Linked DNA regions of Homo sapiens: region 2 is linked to region 1. The links are chromatin contacts, found by Hi-C or POLR2A ChIA-PET in ENCODE. All regions are on one chromosome and are shown on one strand. The core of a region is the stretch at or near the end of the contact, and the rest is flanking DNA. Distances in the headings are between cores, read along the strand shown. Region 1 holds the start of DIRC3 (disrupted in renal carcinoma 3). Region 2 overlaps TNS1 (tensin 1).

Region 1 (6,891 bases), core at 1,520-4,019:
CAGTTGTAATTTGACATGAATTTGAAGGCAGGACAGACTCGTGGTTGAATGCACAGGCTATGATGTCAGACTACATGAGTTCAAATTCTGGCTCCATGCCTACTAGCTGTGTGACCTTGGGCAAGTTGCTTGACCCTGCTGTGCTTGTTTCCACATCTGTAAAATGTGGGGTGATAACAGTAACACCTAACTCAGAGGGTTGTAGGAGTTGATAATTTATGTAGGCAAAAACAGCTCAGACAGCACCTGGCAGGTAGTAAGTGCTCAGTAAATGTTAGCTATGCTTATTTATTTATGTGAACTTCTTTTTTTCTTTCTCCCTCACTAGACTGTAAAGTCTGCAAGAGCAAGGCTCCAGGTCTGTATGTGTGAAGTCCCAGCACAGTGTCTGGCCTGTGGAAGACCCTTGATCAATGTTTGTAGAGGGAGTGAGGGGACTGCAAGGTCAGTGTGGGCAAAGGGAGCCAGGGGGAGGTGGGGAGGGTTTGGGGAGGTGGGAGGGTTGGGGGAGGTGGGGAGGGTTGGGCTAGAGAGGCTGGGTAAGCTAGGCAGGGCTTTGCAGGCCACAGGAAGGGTTTGGTGTTTGTAGTTAGAGCAGTGGGAATGTTTGAAGATTCTGAATCAAGGGGGCAGGGGATCTGGTTGGTATTTTGTAAAGATGACTGGGCTGTCAGTTTCAACATCAACTGAACCCCAAGTATATGTCAATGTTATATTAGGTGCTTTGTTAAATGCTATTTCATTCATTTTATAAAATGATTGTGGGAAATAGGCAGACAGCTAAGAAAATGAAAGCTCAGAAGGATTAAGTAGTTTGCTCCAAATCTCATAGCTGGAAAGTGCTATAGAAATGGACTGAAGATCTCTTGTTTTTGTTTTTTATAGAGACAGGGTCTTGCTCCATTGCCCAGGCTGGAGTGCAGTGGTGCAATCATAGCTCACTGCAGCTTTGTCCTCCTGGGCTCAAGAAATTGTCCCACCTCAGCCCCCTGAATAGCTGGGACTTACAGGTGTGTGTCACGATGCCCAGCTAATTTTTTCAATTTTTTTTTTTTTGTAGCAGAGATGAGGTCTTGCTAGGTTGCCCAGGCTGGTCTTGAACTCCCAAGCTCAAGTGATCCTCCTGCCTCAGCCTCCCAAAGTGTTGAGATTACAGGCGTGAGCCACTGTACCTGGCTTGAAGATCTCTTTAGCTCTGTATCAGTTAGAATATTAGTGCAGCTTCTATAACAAAGACTTTGAATTACCAAACACTTAAATGTGGCCATTTGTTTTTGTCTTACTTGTATTATAGCTCTCCCCTATGAAATTAGTCAGGACCCCAGGGCCCTTCAATTTGATCGCCCTGCCATCCTCAATATGTGGTCCATTATGGTTGCTCCAGCTCCTGCCATTACAACTGCATTCTAGTCAGTGAAAAGCAGGAAAAGAGGAAGGAGAGGGCGTGCCCTTCTCTTTAAGGATGTGGTACATTTACAGTATATACATTGTTTCTGCTCAGATCACAATAGCCAGAACTGTCACATGGCCTCAACTAGCTGCTGGGAAATGCCATTTTTATACCTTGCAGCCATGAGTACAGCCATACTTCTGGGGAGTTATTAGTAAAGGAGGAGAGGAGAGTGGGTATTGGGAACAACTGGAAATTTCTGATTCATACTCCAACATGTGCTGGAGGGAAAGATTTAAGAGTTATATTAGATACCATATGGGGAGGGGGTAGCTGAACAGCTTGAGTCCCCCTCTTTCATGGGAAGGGGGGGATGTGTAGGGATGGGTACCAGGGGCCATGTCAGTGTATTGAGATATCTTGACCACTTCCTCCAGTCATACTGCAGACTGGTCCAGGGATGAGTTCGTGACTCAAGTTGGGTCAGTTCAAATGCCCCCCTTGGACTGGAGAAAGAGAATGAGAAAGGGTCTGGGGTTGGGGTGGGTGGCTGCATGGAGTTCTCAACATTATCTCCAGGGAGGTGACTGCCTCTCTGCATGGCCTCTGTCCTCGTGCTTACTCCTCTGCAAGGTCAATCTGTCCATTCCCCTGTATCTCGGGCACAGAGGACAAGGCCTGAGGCTGCAGGGCAGAGCTTTCTATGCTCCATGTGTGGAGTCTAGAGACTGCAGAAAGAGCAGCTTAACTCACAGGGCCACCCAGACTAGACGGTGGACATCTCTGAGGACAACAGACTGGATGACCAGGTGGGCCTGTCTCCAGGCCTTGGTGCTATCTAAGCTCCAAGTGTTAGATACAACCTAAAGTTTCTTGCTAGTGCTGCAGAGAGGGTTGTGTGATGTAGAAAATAGAGACATAGGAATATTGCTGTGCCTTTGCAGGCTGTGAGTCATCCTGACACAGAGGTACTGTAGACAGAGGAGAGTCGTGGGTGGAAGCAGGGGAACATTGCTGTGTAAGGAGAAGGGAAGGAGAGGAGGAGAAGGTCCTGTGAAGAAGACAGAGGTCTCAGAGAGGAAGGAGGAGGACCTAGAAGGGGTGGTGTTTTGATGGGGAAAGGAGCTTTTCTTCTTTTCTAGAAGGAAAGAATGGCTGGTCAACAGTCCAGCCACCACCTTAGGATCAAAGTTAGTGAGCCCCAGAAGAAGGACACTGAATTTGGCCACAAAGAAATCATCCTTGTCCTTTTCTTTGGGAAAAGAGCGACAGCATCAGTAGGGGGCAGGAGGCTGAGGAAGTGGCTTAGCACAGCGTCAGGCTCATGAAAGTCTCACGAGATTTGTAGAGTTGGTGAACTGATGAGTGAATAGGAAGTAGAGACACAGCAAGTATAGACAGCTCGGAAGACCTTGACCCCCACCCACCCCAATCGACGTGTTTTCCTGGGCTTTACTCTTTGCTTCCGTTAGTCACTTTGGCCAAGGTTTCTCCTGCGTAGACGTCAGGATGGCGAGGACAGAGGCCAGGAAGGAAGGAGATGTGTCCCAGAAAGCTGAAGCCCCCTCCTGGGGCAGCCTTTTGGAAGGAGCTTCTGATACCTAACCTGGATCATTCCTGCTGCAGTATCAGCAGGTGTCAGCCGGGGAAGGAGAAGCCTTCTGTGAATGACAGTCCTTCAGATGACTAAAAACAGCTGAACTCTATCCCAAGCAGATATAAGAGAGGTGGAGATCAGGTGAGAGCCGCAGCTGGGTGGAATTCAGGGCAGCGTCAGCGTTCTGTGTGTGCCTGGTGCTGGGTTACAGCCGTCTCACTGCGCTTCCTCTTCTCCGATTCCTGCTCCAGGATCTCACCCTCCCCAGCCTCTAATAACCCCAAATCCTGGATTGGTGTTTGGGAGACCGTGGCTGGCCAGGTAAACAGGGCAGGCCGGGAGCAACAGCAGACACTGGAGGGAGGGAGTCGGGCCCTCCTCTGGATGAGTATTTGGGACCGGCAGGAAGGGCAGGTGGGGGAGGCTGAGTTCGAGGTTTCCCCCTTGGGGTCTCCTCTCTCCTGTTTCCAGTCTCCCCCGTCTCCCTTTTCAGCGCCTCCTCCCTTCCAGCCCATCCTGTCTGCATTTGCCCTCTGCCTTCCCTCCTCTCTGTCCCTCCGTTTCCCATCTCATCTGCCTTCTGTCTCCCAGGCAGCCTCCCCCAAGGCCCCACCCCGCTGAGGCACCTGTAGGCAGGGTTTCGGCAGGAGCTGCTGCCAGTGGTCCTCAGGGGAGGATGGACCTCCCTTTTCAAGAACTTCTGAAAACAGGAGGGGCCTAAACTTGGACTGGGGAGAGCTAAGGGAGGACTTTGGGATGTCCATACAGGCAGGGATTCTGTGACCCTTTGGTTTTCTTCTCCCCCGCCAGTTAAGGCAGAGCTGCCACGGGCTACGGCTCCCTCTAGTGGCCAACTTGGGAACCGCAGCCACTCATTGCCTTTCCTGGAAGCGGTCACAGTGGGCAGTAGGCTGAATCAACTGTCCAAGGGCCTGAGAGGCACAATTAATAGACAGCTGGAAGCCGAGAGTCTTCAGGTACTTAGAGACAGGCTGATTATTAAAAGCTTCAGTACAGCGGTGAGGACGGAGACCCACAGTCTCTGTTCCCATTATCAATCATCCCTCGTGGCGGATTGGACCTGGCCCAGATTTTCTCAATCATTTCTCAATGACCACCACTCAGGCAGTCAGCAGTGGCAGGAGCCAGAGAGCTCCAGGGCTCCAGGGTGTGGCTCAGCAGAAGGGGCACTGGACACAACGGGGCCTAGGCAAGATCCTTCCCCTCTCAAAACCCCCATGTCCCGTTCTTTGGGCCTTTGGGACCTGGGTGTCTCTGGGCTGCCCTCTCACAGCCCTGCATAGCCCATGCCCTAGTGCTTGCTCGCTGAGTCTGCAAGGCCAACCTGTCCATTCCCCTGCAGCCGGCCTGCTGCTTGGCAGGGCAGGTGAGCGCCTCTCCTGTGGCAGACGGTGCAGTGTTCAGCTCCACTGGACCTTTCGGGTGATTTGACCTCTGGAAGTTCTATTCCACTCACTCTTGCTTCTCCCCTTCCAAGTGACTACATTCCTAGAGGTTCTAGCACCTGCGGAGATGGAAACAGCTGCTCCCCATCCTCCGGGATCTGGGTCAGAGAACCTGAAATGCAGGCATCTTTATTTCCCAGACTCAGTTATTAGACTTCCCTCTTTTTCAGAGTCAATGACCCCCACAAAAAGAGTGAGCATGAACATCAACCTTTCTCCAAGGACACCCAGGCTCTGATTTCACTGAACTACCCCAAGTCTCTATGAACGTGGAACTGAATCTGACTGATTGAAAGTAAAATTAAAAAGTAAATAGTCCTCTTTTCCCTAAAAGGAGTGGTAGTGGGTGCTTCTGCAGAGGTAGGATCAAAGCACTGAGAAGCCTATTAGAAAACAAGGACAGTAAAACACTCTCTTTTACCTGCAGGCAGAACATGGGGGCAGAGTGCCCAGGCAGAGCAGGATTTGCCTTCACATCCATCCAATATGGGCCCAAGTGTCAGCTTTGCTAGTTTCTCACTTATGTGATCCCGGACAAATTATTTGACCTCTTGTTGCCTCAGTTTCTTCGTCTATAAAATGGGCCAGTAATAACTAGCTGACAAAGTTATGTGGATATTCACAATTCTGTGTATAGAATGCCGAGCACAGTGCTCATGTGACATGGTGGGAGGCAAGTAACATTTACTGGCTGTCTATGATACTGTTGGGCCCTGCATGAGATGCACAGGATGTCACTTACAAAAAACTCAAAATGGTGGCCGTGATCACTCCCATTTCACAGATTAGAAAACCAAGGCTCGGAGAAGGTAAGTAACAACTCTGTTAGTAAGTGCTGCATAAGGATTCAAATCCATCTCTATCTGCTTCCAAAGACTTTGGGCTTATCCAGAATGGTGTAGATAGTGTGGGGGTAGGAGCATGCTGGGGTCCAGGTCTTGAGATGGTGAGAGGTGACAACGTGCTAGCAGCCCTCGCTCCCTCTCAGCACCTCCTTGGCCTCGGCGCCCACTCTGGCCGCGCTTGAGGAGCCCTTCAGCCTGCCCCTGCACTGTGGGAGCCCCACTCTGGGCTGGCCAAGGCTGCAGCCGGCTCCCTCTGCTTGTGGGGAGGTGTGGAGAGAGAGGCGCGGGCAGGAACCAGGGCTGCGCGCTGTGCTTGCGAGCCAGCGTGAGTTCTGGGTGGGCGGGGGCCCGCACTCGGAGCGACCAGCCAGTGCCGCTGGCCCTGGGCAGTGGGGGGCTTAGCACCTGGGCCAGCAGCTGCAGAGGGTGCGCTGGGTCCCCCAGCACTGCTGGCCTGCCCGTGTTGTGCTCCAATTCTCGCGGGGTCTCAGCTGCCTCCCCGAGGGGCAGGGCTCGGGACCTGCAGCCCACCATGCCTGAGCCTCCCCCGTCCTCCCTGCGCTCCCACCGGGCCCAAGCCTCCCCGACGGGCACCGCCCCCTGCTCCGTGGTGCCCGGTCCCATCGACCGCCCAAGGACTGAGGCGTGCAGGTGTGGGGCACGGGACTGGCAGGCAGCTTTGCCCACAGGCACGGCATTCACTAGGGGAAGCCAGCTGGGCTTCTGAGTCAGGTGGGGACTTGGAGAACTTTTATGTCTAGCTGGAGGATTGTATATGCACCAATCAGCACTCTGTGCCTTGCTCAGGGTTTGTGGATGCACCAATCAGCACTCTGTATCTAGCTTATCTGGTGGGGACTTGGAGAACTTTTATGTCTAGCTAAAGGATTATAAATACACCAATCAGTACTCTGTCTAGCTCAAGGTTTGTAAACACACCAATCAGCACTCTGTGTCTAGCTCAAGGTTTGTAAAGGCACCAATCAGTGCTGTGTCTAGCTAATCTAGTGGGGACTTGGAGAACTTTTACTTCTAGCTAGAGGATTGTAAATGCACCAATCAGCACTCTGTGTCTAGCTCAGGGATTGTAAATGCACCAATCAGCACCCTGTCAAAATGGACCAATCAGCTCTCTGTAAAATGGGCCAATCAGCAGGATGTAGGTGAGGGGTGGTCAGATAAGGGAATAAAAACAGGCTGCCCTAGCCAGCAGCAGCAACCCGCTCTCTGCTTCCACACTGTGGAAGCTTTGTTCTTTCGCTCTTTGCACTAAATCTTGCTGCTGCTCACTCTTTGAGTCCGCACCGCGTTTATAAGCTGTAACACCCACTGTGAAGGTCTGCAGCTTCACTCCTGAAGCCAGCGAGACCATGAACCCATCGGGAGGGAGGAACAACTCCAGATGCGCCGCCTTTAAGAACTGTAACACTCACTGCAAAAGTCTGCAGCTTCACTTCTGAAGCCAGTGAGACCACGAACCCACCAGTTGGAAGAAACTCAGGACACATCTGAACATCAGAAGGAACAAACTCTGGACACACCATGTTTAAGAAGTGTAACACTCACCGCTAGGGTCTGCGGCTTCAAGTGTAC
Region 2 (6,891 bases), core at 2,773-5,272, 47 kb before region 1:
TCCTTCCTGCCTCCCACTCCCTGCTGGCTCCCCTGGGGTGGGGGGTGGGCAGCGTACAACGCCAGGCTGCAGGGCATCGGACACAGTGGCAGCTTCCCGCCCCCTCCTCTCCACCGGCTCCAATCTTCCTCCCTCTCTGGTGGGTGGCTCTCCTTCCCCCTTCTCCCTTTCCAGCTCTTTGGCCCACTTTTGAGCATCAGTTTCTTTTCACTCCTTCTTCATGTGCTATTCCTTCCAAATCTTTCCCACCTTCTTCCTTCTCTCCTCTGTCTTTTCCTCTCCCTCTTCTGTTGTTCTCTGGTTTCCATCTGTTTCTCCTTCTCCTTCCCCATTTCTCACTATCCTCTCTTCTGTCTCCTCACTTACTTCTCCATCCCTCCTCTCTCCAGCCCTCTCTCCCTCCTGTCTGCATGAGCCAGAGCTCACTTCTGCATGAACATGGGCCTCATGCTAGCCTTGGCCTTGCCTGCTGGGAACAATGCCTGGAATAACTAGACTAACATTCAGGGTCCCCTGAGGAGATGCAGGCCTTTGCAATGAGGGTGCTCAGGAGGGCTCTGGACAGTCCAGCACTCCGGCCACCCTGGCCAGACTGCCTGGGCTGCAGGGCTAGGTCTCGGCAGGAGCCAGGCTGAGCTTTGCATGGGGCCACCAGACACAACACAGAGTGGTGCCCCAGCCCCTGCTGCTCTGTCCACTCTAGAGCATGGCACACCCTGGGGACAGCGTACCCCCTCTGGTCCCACTCCTAATCTCTGATCCCATGGCCAAGAGTCAGAAGCCCTGGGTTGGGGTCCTGGCCCTGCCTGAGACCACCTCTGTGACCTTGGGCAAGTTTCTTAACTGTTTAGAGCTCAATTTCCCAGTCTGAGAAGTGGACAGATGATAGTCCTGTCCTGTTGTGTATTTTGCACGGTGGTTTGACATGCCCTGGACCTTGTGGATGCTTCACTGGGGTCACAGTAATTCATTTGAGAATGATGCCGTCCACTAACATCTACCCCTGGCCTCTGGGACACGCAGGCCCTTAGGCGTTGAGCCCTGGCCAGGGAATCACCTCTTCCTTCCCCTGCTCCTCTGACACTGGAGGCTGGGTCAGGGAAGATGCCATGCTCAGGCCTGCCCTACACCATGCCCCTGAGCAGCTCCAGGAAAAGGCCTAGGGGAAATGGGAACTGTTGATTCCCAATGTCAGTTATCTGGTGCCTCCATGGTCCCTTCTTCTCCCAGTCCAGGGATGATCAGGAGATGGCTCTAGCAGACTGCTCCCTTCAACCGCCCCTCCCTCCTTTCTTCTTCCTCTGCCCTTCTCTCAGCCCAGTGGTGGGGAGTGTAGTGTTCAGCTGGGCCTGGGTAGGGGCAGGTTCTGGGATGGTGGGCCTGCCTCAAGGGGAGCTGGCATGGCTTGCCCTAGGGCTGCTAGTGTGATCGCCGTGTGGCTTTCTGGCACCCTGGCCCAGCAGGTGGCCTCCCGGATCCCCTCGCTTCTGGAGCCCCAGGCATGCTGTCGGACACCCAGCCCTGCTACCTGGACCTGAGGAATCCAGTCTTTTGGAAATCGGAAGACTGGAAAGAAGAGCTGGGTCTGTGAGGGTGGCAGTGGCCAGTCTGGGGGGTGCAGAGGAGGCACATCATGAAGCCTGACACCAGGGTACTCGTCACGTGATCCAGGGGTGGTGGGCAGCAGTGCTTTGCCAAAGTACATGTATCGGTCTGTGTCAGGGCTACAGCTCCCAGAATTGCAGGGTGTGCGAGTGTGCGTGTGAGTGTGTGTGCGTGTGTGTGTCAGATGAAGGGGATTAATTGCCTCCAGTCTGGCTCATGCTAGGGGAGCCTTGGAGTGAGCTGTTGTCCAGCACAGCACTGTCCTGGCAGAAGAGTGACGCCTCCCTGGGAAGGGGGCTGCTCTGGTGCCCTGCTCCTCAGGTCTGGGGGCCTGTGTGGAACCCTGGGGCTGGGATAACTGCTCATCCTGGCAGGGCTGTGGGGAAGGCCTGATGCCCGTGTATGAAGCAGCCCTTAGAGAACGCCCAGGGCTCCTTGAACATAGGGTGTTAGGGTCCTAAAGATACTTTGTTGTCATAAGGGTACCCCAGCCTTCTCAGCCTCCTGGGAGCTTCTCTTCCTTTCTTCCTCTGGCCACACGGCCTCCTGCTGGGGTAGGGGCTGGCCCTAGAGGTTCTGAGGGTGACCCAGTGGCCCCACTATGTACCCCCATCATCCCAGTGTCCTGCTGCCATTTCTGTTAGGCTGTGTGTGTGTGTGTGTGTATGTACATGCAAGCATGCACATGTGTGTCTGTGCAAGGCACCTGCCTCTGCCTAGGTGGGTGTAGGAGACAGAGGCCCTGAGAGAGAGAATGGGGCCAAAGACTGAGAAAGTCCTGGGGTGGAGGGTGGTGGCGGGAGGGAGGGAGGTGGGGAGAGCAGGCCTATTTTTATTATCAGTCAGACTCTGGGACGTGAGAGAGGGTGTTCTCTCCATGACACTGGTTGTCAGCTTGTGTCCAGACACCCTAGCTTGGCTAAGGAACAATGGGGCTCTCTTCTCTCCCCTCTGCCACGCCAGTCTCCCCTCCCATAGAGCAAGACAAGAGAGAGGGAACATGTCTCTCCAGGCACTCCAGGCGGATCTGGGCTTGCCAAGGGGGACAACAGTGGGACACTGTGTTCAAAGAATGTGAGTGGCCCTGACTGGCCATTGGTGCCATGGGGCCATTGGTGCTCTGCAGGGGAGGGGCTGGCCCCGTGGGAGTGGAATGCAGGGTCTTACCCTTCCGCAGAGGGAGGCACTGCCCTGCAGCTCCTTAGCTCTTTGGAGGTCATTCCCTCCATTTCCCTGCCTCTGGTCAGAACATGCTCCCACGTGCCATTCTGGTGGTGATGGAGAGAGGATTGGGAAGGTGCAGCTCACCCTCAGATGGCTGACTGCCTCATGCCAGGATCTCACATTCTCTACGGATGTCAGGTGCCCCCTGCACCCCAAGCTGCTGCAGGCATCTGTGGCCCCTGAACATGGAGAAAGCTTTGGGAAGGTTGGGCAGAATGTTCTTTGTTTGTCCAGGAGATTCGGTGCCTCAAATGCAAACAGATCTATTTTTTAATGGCAAACGTCAGATCCCCAAGCAGGGAAACTGGCCACCCCTTGAAAAGGCAGAGGGATCTGCCAGAAAGAGCTGCTGGGGGCAGAGGAGCCCGGAACTGAGACCAGCCCTAATGCATTTATTTTAACCTTGGGGCTGAACTGAGTTCCAAACCCCAAGAGCGTCTCCCAAATGGGCTTCTTCTGTCACAATTATTGTTAGAAAATCAATGGCTATGTCTGTTTCTCTCTAATGTTTTTGCCAGGAATGAAATCAGTGGCAGTGTTGGTCCAAGCTGCCCAGGAGACCTGAGTGGGATGGGGGCTCCGGGGAGCTAAGGCCTGGGAGCCTGGGGTTGCTGCAGGGTTGCAGCAAGCTGCCCACCCTTCCCAAAACCACGCCCTTCTTTCCTTCAGGTAGATGCTCCTGGCAGCCCCTGGCTGGGTCTAATGGGACTCCTATTTTTCTGTTCTGCGAATAAGGGCTCTTCAAGGTGTGGGGCTTGTTTGCTTTAAGTGGAACAGTTTGTAAGTGGCAGAGTGAGGTCAGAGTCTAGTTTACTGTCCCCATCCTGGGCGCTATTTTCTTAGCTGAGATGGCAGCAGGGCTGCCCCTGATTAATAAAAAGCCCAAAGCGGAGACTCAGGGCACCACTCGGTACCTTCTGCATTTAATGTGCAAATGCCAGTCCTGCTGCTCTCCTGATGCGCCCCCCACCCCCGATTATGGGAGCCCCTGATTATGGGAGAGTATGAGGGCGTGTCTCAGAGTGGCTGTGCCTATGTGAGTGTAAGTGTGTGTCTGCCCGTAGGCTTGGCAGCCGGCAGCCTGCTGTTCATGACAAGTAGGAAGGCTTCCCAGGTGGCGCTGTTTATGGCAGCCTTTGTGGCTGTGCCAGACTGGGGGTGCTGGGGGGCGTGGCTGGGGACATGCAGTCCTCACTGTGGATGGCAGAAGATGTTTCTGTCTGAATGAGGGTGATTTCTGCTTGGCTGTACTGGCACATTCCTAGGGGCTGGCAGTGTGTGTGCAGTGTGTGTGCACACACGCTGACCCATGTGACCTGAGGCCTTTGTTAAGTCCTAGTGGTGGTGAAAGCAGGGCGGGGAATCTCTTCCCAGAAGAGAGTCAAGACCAGAAGCCCACGCTTCAGGCTGGGTCTTGGCCTCTGGGACCCAGGAAGTGAGTTTTCTAGGATTCTGGGAGCCAGCTCAATGAGGCAATGGATTCCGTGCCTCAGCCCAGCTGTGGGAAGAGGGAGTGGGAAGGAAGGAGGGTGAGATTAACAGCATCCCCAGGCCTGTGGAATGGGATTGGGATGGGAAGTACAGAAAAGCAGATGGAGCACACGACTTCTCTCTGTCTGCTCTTCAGCTGGGAGGGACATGGTGGGATCCGCCGCTATCTTTGGGGCAGGGAAAAGGGGGCGGGGAGCTAAGAGGCCAGTATAAGGGGAGTTGGTAAGAGGTTCAGCGGTACACCGGATGAAGTTGGGGAACCCCAGAGAAAGCCAAAAATATCCCAGAGGCCAACTGGGGCTGGGGACTTCGTAACAAGGCTTAGTCATGTCTTTGTTTCTCCTTGGGAGCACCATTTGCAAGATGATGCAATTTAGCCCTTTCCAAGAGTTCTTCCCCACAGGCTTGATGTTGCTGGTTGGTTGATGCAGTTGCCTTGGAGACTGTCTTTTCCCTCCACCTCCCCTCCCTTGTCTGGAAGCTCTGGCCCTCCGCCTCCAGGGGTTGGAAGTAGTTGACATCTGTTTCTTGTATCAGTCCTTTGTGTTCTTGGTCTCAGCTCTGTGTGGAGAGATTCCTGGTGAAGTCTGAGCCAATCTAAGCAGATCCCCTCTCCTGCAGAGAAAACCTGGGGTGTGAACAGAGTTGGACCCAGGAGGGCTGAGGGGAAGACAATGGGGGATGACAGGCGAGCCCCAGCATGGCCTCTGAGCTAGGAGGCACTGCCTTCTCTGATGGGATTAGGCCGATTGATCATTTCTTACACAAAAATGCTCATTGTCCTCTACACCCTGCTTTCCTCCCAGGGGTACAGGCTCGGGAGAAGCAGCCTGCAGAGCCCCCAGCCCCTCTGCGGAGGCGGGCGGCCAGTGATGGACAGTATGAGAACCAGTCTCCAGAAGCCACATCCCCTCGTAGCCCTGGGGTTCGCTCCCCTGTCCAGTGTGTCTCCCCGGAGCTGGCTCTTACCATCGCTCTCAATCCTGGAGGGCGGCCCAAAGAGGTGAGTCCTTAAGCTGTATCTTGGGGCTATGGAGGGTAGTGGTGCCCACTTTAAATCTCCAGAAACCTGATGGTCAACTTGGCACTGATATCAGTATACTCAGTGATTTGTCTCCCCCTACGTCCTCACCCAAACTCTCTTCTCTGACATGTGGAGTCTGGGGCCCATTAAATAGCTCTATGTTCCCACTTCTTGCATTAATATTGAGATTGAAGTTTCCTTTTTGATTCCTAGAGAGAGTGCCTTAATAAGGTGGTAAGAATCCTGGGGATGATATAGGTGAACACAATTTCAAAACTCCAAACTAGATCCTGGAGAGTGGCAAAATTATTTTTGAGCCCTTTGCAGATATAAGGTTTTTCTCAGGAGATTTAATTTTCATTCCAAAAGATTTGCATTTCTAAGACATTTCAGTAGTTGGAGGCAGTGAGTCTCAAACTTCATCATGAGTAACAACCAATGGGGAGCTTGTTAAAACTGTAGCTTCCCAAATCCACCTCCAGAGATTTCAGGGTAGTAGATCTGGATGGGACCCAGGAATCTGCATTTTAAATGTGTGCCCTGGAAGATTCAGATGTAGGTGGTCCATGGGCCACATTGAGGGAGCGAGTGTACTGGCCTATAAAAGCCAGGCTAATGAGTCATTCTGGATAGAAGTGGCTTGTGGATATCTTTTCTCTCCTGCCTGTGGCAGGACCTGTCTCCTGCCCTGAGCACCAGTGAGGAGCCAGGCTGACGAGGGGATGTGGGGGCTGGTTAACTCACTGTCCTCATACCTCAGGTCATCTGAAGGGGAAATCTCTCCTTCTCATGGTTTCCCTCTTTTTCTCCCCTGTGTTCTCCCACAGCCCCATTTGCACAGCTACAAGGAGGCCTTCGAGGAGATGGAGGGAACCTCCCCGAGCAGCCCACCACCCAGTGGGGGTAAGAATTCCCTGTGAAGCTCGTCTTCCCTGTGTACCCTCCAGCCCCTCAGCTCAACCCTGCCTGTGGGAGTGCCCCAGGCCTGAGGGTTGGGGGTGACAGTGCCCCAGGTGGGGCCAGAACGTGCTGCTCCTCACTCCCATGGCCCCTTCTCTTCCATTGCTTGTGGCCATTGTCTTCTCCGTCGTCCACACTCACACATCTAAGGGTGCAGCCGCCCCAGTTTTAGGGTCCAGACTGAGTGACCATGGGACTCTGGGCTCCCACATTATGGAGTTTTCTTACTTGTTTTGAGTCTTTTTACCGTCCACACTCAAAAGACCCTACCATCTTAGCGTGACTCTTTGTGACTTGACTTTGACTTTGTTTCTGACCTCCATTTCTGCCTGCATCCAGACACCTCTTCCATTCCAGGCAACCTATTTAGCTTCTACCAAGGAGAGAGGGACCCAGGACCCTCAGGCTGACAGAGCCCCCAGCTCATCCATCCTTGGCCTCCAGGCAGAGGCATTTAGCCCCCAGCCCCTATACACTTACTGGGGAGGCAGATCCCCAAAGGACAGAGACACATCCACCTAAGGCCAAGACCCAAATGAGCCAAGGCATGGGGCAGTGTTCCTTTTTATAGAAGAAGAGACATGAAG

What was found. A loop is a pair of places that touch in the nucleus more often than their neighbours do. ChIA-PET counts read pairs that join two places held with the same protein, here RNA polymerase II (POLR2A). Pooled maps may share reads with other maps.
Region 2: a pooled map shows a loop between it and region 1 (2.2-fold over the local background). The contact joins the enhancer-like site here to the promoter of DIRC3 in region 1. A Hi-C loop is called at or near these places in 8 of 168 maps with a recorded cell type or tissue (CD14-positive monocyte, IMR-90, breast epithelium and 4 more), 1 of 37 single-sample maps with no recorded cell type and 3 of 50 pooled maps. POLR2A ChIA-PET finds 5 or more read pairs at or near these places in 2 of 52 experiments (MCF 10A and activated CD4-positive, alpha-beta T cell).

The regions. Positions count from the first base shown.
Region 1 is chr2:217,786,321-217,793,211 of GRCh38, reverse strand. It overlaps DIRC3 (disrupted in renal carcinoma 3), which reads left to right and starts at 2,769. Exons shown (of 13, transcript NR_186301.1): 1 at 2,769-3,128.
Region 2 is chr2:217,834,447-217,841,337 of GRCh38, reverse strand. It overlaps TNS1 (tensin 1), which reads left to right. Exons shown (of 33, transcript NM_001387777.1): 20 at 5,127-5,323; 21 at 6,172-6,247. Among named protein-coding and RNA genes, the nearest start is that of SNORA115, 4.2 kb to the right of the region's middle. Within about 2 kb of position 4,022, at least 21 of the 41 ENCODE cell types and tissues checked have a DNase peak (open chromatin) inside an H3K27ac peak, as active enhancers do; they include breast epithelium, dorsolateral prefrontal cortex, gastrocnemius medialis and 1 more, where a contact is called at or near this core.